Regions from separate parts of the Homo sapiens genome. Here region 1 is linked to region 2. Evidence: chromatin contacts called from ENCODE Hi-C or POLR2A ChIA-PET data. All regions are on one chromosome and are shown on one strand. The core of a region is the stretch at or near the end of the contact, and the rest is flanking DNA. Distances in the headings are between cores, read along the strand shown. Region 1 holds the start of ST8SIA6-AS1 (ST8SIA6 antisense RNA 1). Region 2 overlaps ST8SIA6 (ST8 alpha-N-acetyl-neuraminide alpha-2,8-sialyltransferase 6).

Region 1 (3,696 bases), core at 476-2,975, 38 kb before region 2:
CAGTTATAATTTTCAAAGATGGTTTCAGTAAGAGGTATTGCTGATTTCCACATGCCAATCCTATACAAGGAAGACCCAGTGAGCGGTCTTCCTGCCTTCATGTTTTTCACTTTCTCTTCCTAATAATAATTCTCTTTCTCTCTCTCTCACACACACACTGCTTCTTTTAATGTTAGAAATAGTGTTTATACAGCTGCCTCTAATCCATTCCTTCCCTTCCCTGGGGGTGTTGGAGTTTGATCTGGGGATAAAGAAACCAAGGTAGGTAAACCGGTTTAACTGTTTCTCCACTGAGCCTCTGGGTAAATAGACTAACGATATTTGCTTAGAGGAAGAGACACATCCATTGAGTGTCCCTAGCAGGCTGATCTCTGGCTGAGGTCCTGCTTAAAGTTAATGGAATCCAGGATCCAGGAGGCAGGACTGCCTGGAGAATGGCTCAAAGGCTGTGGAACTCCCTGGGTCTAAAAGAGAAACCGTTTAACAATTTAAAGTTTCCTGCTGTGTGAGGAAGCCCACTGACCTCACCTAGAAACCTCACCTACGATCCTGGGCCATGTGCAGTGTGGGAAGACAGGACTGGGGTGTCCACCCTTGATGTCCCAAGCCTGTCTCTGCTTTGTCTGAGTCTGTTGACATAACCAGAAATTATGTTTTACCAGCTATCTGGGCATGCCTGAGCCCAGTCAGGTCGACACAGAAAATGAACCATTGAAAGCCTTAAACCACACACAGCACAGCTGTCCTAGACGGCCCTCCAGATATACAGTGGGCATTTCATGGGCAAGAAACAAACCTTTGTTTTGTAAAGCAATTGAGAGCTTGGCGTTGTTATCATATCATAGTCTATTCTATCCTGACAAGTAAAAGGAGTTGCAATCTCTCTCCTAGAGTTCAGCAGAAATCTCTTAACTTTTTCACTTCACCTCTAGCCCCATTTCCCCTCATTTCTCTGCAGATCTTTGAAATTATTAGGAAAGCTTGATACTGGCTAAGATCTCTGATTTGGGTTAATCGATGTGACAGCAGTCCAGTCCTGTATGTTAGCTCCGTTTCTCACAGAAGGATAGCCCTATGAAAATCCTAGTTTTCTGGGCCCGGCGCGGTGGCTCACACCTGTAATCCTAGCACTTTGGGAGGCTGAGGCGGGCAGATCACCCGAGGTGGGGAGTTCGAGACCAGCCAGACCAACATGGAGAACCCCCCCCCCCCCGCCCCACCGCCCCGACTAAAAACACAAAATGAGCTGGGTGTGGTGGCGCATGCCTGTAATCCCAGCTACTCGGGAGACTGAGGCTGGAGAATCTCTTGAACCCGGGAGGCAGAGGTTGTGGTGAGCCAAGATCACGCCACTGCACTCCAGCCCGGGTGACGAGAGCGAAACTCCGTCTCAAAAAAAAAAAAAAATTATTGTTTTCTTTTCCTTAAATTCCAACTAGCGGGCCTTAAGCTTGCAAGGGGAATCCACGGTGCTGTGCGTCTTCCACTGGGCCCACTCAATCCACTTTCACCCTCATAGCTTTTCACCCTCCAGTTTCATCTCTGCCTGACTTTTCCCAGGGAGGCTGACGTACGTGGAACTCACCAATAGGTTCTGGGCTCTTTTGCCATCCGGCTTTTCTTTGGAGCAAGGAGGAGCATGAAAAAGAGATCAGAAAGAGGGAGGTGAAAGACCATCCCCAGGGCCTAGAAGCTGGCGGAGGCCTGAATAACTCCTCCCTTCTCAGGCCCAGTCCCAAGGCGCAAGGCGGCTTACGTCATCAGCGTGCGTCAGCAAGATAGCAGAAGCGGGGAGAGAGCTGTTCTGAAGACCCAGAGAGAGGCCTACCGGGTATCACGTAGCAGTAGATACACAGACTGAAACACTTCCTGTTTACGGGAGACTGTAAAACCCCTGCCCGTCCTCATTTGGGGCTGATGCCATTTTAGGCCTCGGCCTGAAATGGCCTGAAGGTCTGCCTTCAGGCATTCATTAAAACTGCCTGTTGCTCCACACTGCCTTGTGTTGTTTGTTGGCGTTCTCTCAGGGTTCGAACCAATACAAGAGCCTTGCAGGAGGAAGGAGAAGAAACTCTGTGTTTGATGTCGTTGCAGGTTAACTACATGCTTTTCTTTCTTTTTTCTTGGAGACAGTCTCACCGTCACCCAGGCTGGAGTGCAGTGGTGCGATGTCGACTCACTGCAACCTCCACCTCCCGGGTTCAAGTGATTCTCCTGCCTCAGTCTCCCCAGTAGCTGGGACTACAGGCGCGTGCCACCACGCCCGGCTAATTTTTGTGTTATTAGTAGAGGCAGGGTTTCACCATATTGGCCAGGCTCCTGACCTTGTGATCGAGCTCCTGACCTTGTGATCGAGCTCCTGACCTTGTGATCGAACTCCTGACCTTGTGATCTGCCCGACTCAGCCTCCCAAAGTGCTGGGATTACAGGTGCGAGCCACCGCGCCCGGCCTGTGTGTATGTGTGTGTGTGTGTGTGTGTGTGTGACAGTCTCACTCCGTCGCCGAGACTGGAGTGCAGTGGCACGAACACAGCTCACTGCAGCCTTGACCTGCTGTATTCAAGCGATCCTCCTGCCTCAGCTTCCTGAATAGCCAGGAAGACAGGTGCGTGCCACCATGGCTGGCTAATTTCTATTTTTTGTAGAGATGGGGTCTTTCTTTGTTGCCCAGGTTGGTCTCAAAACCCTGGGTGCAAGTGATCCTCCTGCCTTGGCCTCCCAAAGTGTTGTGTTTACAGGCACTTGAACCCAGAAAATCTGAGACAGGTCTCAGTTAATTTAGAAAGTTTATTTTGCCAAGGTTGAGAATGCGCCCGTGACACAGCCTCAGGAAGTCCTGACAACATTTCCCCTAAGTAGCTGGGGCACAGCCTGGTTTTATACATTTTAGGGAGGTATGAGACCTCTGTCAGGCTTCTGAGCCCAAGCCTGCACTTATACATCCAGATGGCCTGAGGCAACTGAAGAACCACAAAAAGAAGTGAAAATAGCCAGTTCCTACCTTTACTGATGACATTACCTTGTGACATTCCTTCTCCTGGACAATATGTCTCCAGCTCTCCCCACCAAGCACCTTGTGACCCCTGCCCCCACCTGCAAGAGAATAACCCCCTTTAACTGTCATTTTCCACTACCTACCTAAATCCTATAAAACTGCCCCCACCCCTATCTCCCTTTGCTGACTCCTTTTTCCGACTCACTCCGCCTGCACCCAGGCGATTAAAAAGCTTTATTGCTCACACAAAGCCTGTTTGGTGGTCTCTTCACACAGACACCGTGACAACATCAATCATTATATGTAAGAAGTAATTGGTTTAGTCTGGAAAGGGGGTGACAACTTGAAGCAAAGGCAGGAAGACTCGAAGTGTGGGGGGAACTTCCAGGTCACAAATAGGTGAGACACAAATGGTTGCATTCTTTTGAGTTTCTGATGAGCTTTTCGAAGGAAGGCCATCAGATACGCATCTATCTTAGTGAGGGGAGGGATAACTTGGAATAGAATGGGAGGCAGGTTTGCCCTGAGCAGTTTCCAGCTGGAGTTTCCCTTAGTGATTTTGGAGGCCCAAGATATTTTCCTTTCACATTTCACCCTTTTTCTTTTTTAAAATCTTTTGGAGAAATGATTTTACAAAAAAACAAACAAACAAACAAAAAACAAAACAGACTCTCTGGTTTCAGATTTCATCTGATCTTTCA
Region 2 (3,306 bases), core at 139-2,638:
GAGGGACTACGGACTTTGGCCACATCGCTCCAACCACTTCCACCCCTGTCCCAACCAGTTTAGAACCAGTTATCCCTTCCTCAAGGAAGCCTTCCCTGGACAACCTGATTAAGTCATTGCTGATGTATTATCCTGAAATTCACCTTCATTACACTAGCCACGATTAATACATTTTCATTTGTGTGTGTATGTGTGTGTGTGTGTGTGTTTATTTAATTTACAGACCTGGTTAATCTGAGTCATGTGTTTTATGTAATGCATCAGGAAGAACAAAGGATCTTTCTAGGTGGTTCAGAAAATAGGTCAAGACTCACTATAGGAACTAGGAGTTGGAAAGGGCTGGGGAGTACAGTCTGGTTTCTAGGCTCAGCTTTAAGTTGACTCCATGTGTCTTGTTTGTTTCAGGCATTTTATTATTGATGTTTCTTGTTTGTTATCCCTAATCTTTCATTTTCTTTTAAATTTGGTCTCCCCTGTAAGTGAATAAGTTACTACTAGAACATCTTAAAGGCAGCATTTTACCTTTGCCGCTGGTTATTTATGGCAACGTCTTTATTCTTATTAGGCTAAGCCAGTTTTCCTAGCCAGTGTCTTTATCAGTAAAATGGAGCAATACTTAACCTCTGTGAGTTTTTATGAATATTCAATATGTCAAATGCTCAGTACAGAGTCCGTTATATATTAGAATCTCAGTACATGGTAGCTATTCTGATTATTTCCAGTTTAATATCATTTTTCTGGCTTACAATTAATATTTTACTAACTAGTTTAAACTCTTGGTATCTGCAATAAATACAGCAAGTCTGTGATGGAGCAATAATGCTATAATAGTTTCTGTTCCAGTCCTCTGCCTAGGGGGATGTGTAAACAATTATAAACCCCAGTTTTGCTTTTGTGATCATTTCATATGGATTATACCACGTTCTTGGTAAGGACCAACTCTTCCTGTTCAGTTCGTTCTGTTTGAACTTTCTTTGGTCTTTTCATGATGGAAAGTAGGTCACACCAAGCAGAAAGTATTAAACTTCAACTTTCTAGGTTATCGTCTTTCTGTGCATTATTTTCCGTAGAAAAGGATTTACCTTTATATGAACTGTCTGTGGCTTGTCCCTCCCTTTCCAGATGGCCGGTCAAACCACGTGCTCTGAGGTCTAATCAGGAATCGCTCTGAATTCCCTGAAAATTAATCAGCTCGAGTACAGGCAGAGCCAAGAGTTACGCTTCCCGCCCCGCCCCGCCCCGATTACTTAGCCCTTGACTAGGGCTAAGTAAGGGCTGAGGAACCCAGGGTAGGAAGGATCATTCTTATTTGAGATTCTGCTGGGTGAAGCCTAAGGGCATAGATGAAAAGTTAGGATTTGGAAGGGAGCCAGAAGCCAAAAGCAGTTCCCAGAGGCCAGGCAAAAACAGAAGCTGAGTGTGGGACTGAAGCCAAAAAGCGGAAGATGATGAATTCCACAGCGAACCGTGGGAGCCGTCCTGGAACAATGCCTGAGATGCGCGCTGGCTTTCTGGGAGCAGTTAGGGCCCCTTTAGGTATGTGAACCCGCCTCACTAAATGGCCATGAGCAGAACTGAACTGCCTACCTGTTTCTCCACCTGTGCAAGACACAGTTTCTCAGAGCACAGACGAAGCTCCTTGAAATATACGTGCATTGCTGGCCCTTGCCTAAGCCTACAGTTAGGACTTGGCCTGGTAAATTGAAGTTCATGAAATAATGAGACCTTTTATAAAAGACAGTGGCATAAATACAAAATATACCACGAACATTTCCCTTAAGAAATGTTTCACAGAGTAGCATATTGGTGTAATTACACATAAGACTGATTCAGCATTATAATTACAAAACTGTTTTCATAGGATTCAGTGTTAATTCAGGCTCTCAATATGTTGCCAAAGTCTGCAAAAAAAAAAAAAAAAAGGTTCCTACTCTTCCCTTTTCCTTCCCTAAAAATATCTAACTGAATAAAAGTTTATAATCCGTCAACGAAAATTGGTTTCTTTACATTTTCTTCTTCACACATTGAACAATAATAGCAGTGACCTAGATTTTTTTTTTGTCTGCAAATTAAAATATATTCTGAAATCTTAACATTCATCTTAACTGTTGATTTTGTATTTTTAGAACTTGTGTTTTTCACACTTAGCAATTCACAATCAGCTTTAATTTTTTTTTTTTTTTTTTTTTTGAGACAGAGTCTCACCATCGCCTAGGCTGGAATGCAGTGGCGCAATCTCGGCTCACTGCAACCCCCATCTCCCGGGTTCAAGCGATTCTCCTGCCTCAGCCTCCGATTCTCCTGCCTCAGCCTCCCAAGTAGCTGGGACTACAGGCACGTGCCACCACGCCCGGCTAATTTTTTGTATTTTTAGTAGAGACAGGGTTTCACTGTGTTAGCCAGGATGGTCTCGATCTCGTGACCTCGTGATCCACCCGCTTTGGCAGGCAAAGGACACTCTTGCAATTAGACCCCTGGAGGGATCCTTGCAAGTCACTTCTGTCACAGCTTTATGCTCATTGCAAATGGCACCTGAAGGCAGCCGGATGGGTGCACCCCTTACTTCTTTCCAAAGATTTCACAGTCCTGCTTTTTCACAATCTCACTCCGATTCTGCAACGTGATCCCGTTTTTTTTTTCTTTACAAGTCTTAGCATGAATTAAAACCACAACAGGTCACCACCTTCATTATTATCATTGCCCTCTCCCCTCTCGTTTACGCTACTCTGTGTGTCAGAGAAGTCAGCATCCTTCTCCCAGTGGCCTGAATCAGAAAGCCCTGCATGACCCTTGCTGTCTTCTCCTTCAGTGTCCATTTCTAGTCCATCGCCAAACTTTTGCTAAAGTCTCACACCCTAATGTTTTAAATCTATCCTTTTGCAATCTCACCACCCATCTCTGGTCTGGGTTACTGGGATGGCTAATTGTATGTGTCTACTTGGCTAGGCTATAGTACCCAGTGATTTAATCAAATGCTAATCTAAGTGTTGCTGTGATGTATTTTGTAGATGTGGTTAACGTCAACAATCAATTGACATTAAGTAAAGGCGCTTTCCGTTGATAATGTGGGTGGGTCTCATCTCAATCAATTAAAGGCCTTAAGAGCAAAAACTGAGGTGTCCCAGAGAAGAGGTATTTCTGCTTCAAGATTGCAGAATCAACTCCTGCCTGGATGTCCAACCTGCAGGCTTACCCTACAGATTTTAGATGTGCTAGCCCTTGCAATTGTGTGGACCAATTCTTAAGTCTCGATAGATCGATAGATAGATACATAAATACATAGATACAAAGATACATAGAGACATA

The links. A loop is a pair of places that touch in the nucleus more often than their neighbours do. ChIA-PET counts read pairs that join two places held with the same protein, here RNA polymerase II (POLR2A). Pooled maps may share reads with other maps.
Region 1: a loop to region 2 is called in a map of Calu3, with 2.3 times the contacts of the local background. The contact joins the promoter of ST8SIA6-AS1 here to the enhancer-like site in region 2. A Hi-C loop is called at or near these places in 3 of 168 maps with a recorded cell type or tissue (Caco-2, Calu3 and PC-9) and 7 of 50 pooled maps. POLR2A ChIA-PET finds 5 or more read pairs at or near these places in 3 of 52 experiments (A549, MCF 10A and PC-3).

Annotation. Positions count from the first base shown.
Region 1 is chr10:17,384,965-17,388,660 of GRCh38, reverse strand. It overlaps ST8SIA6-AS1 (ST8SIA6 antisense RNA 1), which reads right to left and starts at 1,725. Exons shown (of 3, transcript NR_034129.1): 1 at 1,586-1,725. The region is part of intron 3 of ST8SIA6 (ST8 alpha-N-acetyl-neuraminide alpha-2,8-sialyltransferase 6); the gene reads left to right.
Region 2 is chr10:17,346,838-17,350,143 of GRCh38, reverse strand. The region is part of intron 4 of ST8SIA6 (ST8 alpha-N-acetyl-neuraminide alpha-2,8-sialyltransferase 6); the gene reads left to right. Among named protein-coding and RNA genes, the nearest start is that of ST8SIA6-AS1, 38 kb to the left of the region's middle. Within about 2 kb of position 1,388, at least 15 of the 41 ENCODE cell types and tissues checked have a DNase peak (open chromatin) inside an H3K27ac peak, as active enhancers do; they include PC-3 and PC-9, where a contact is called at or near this core.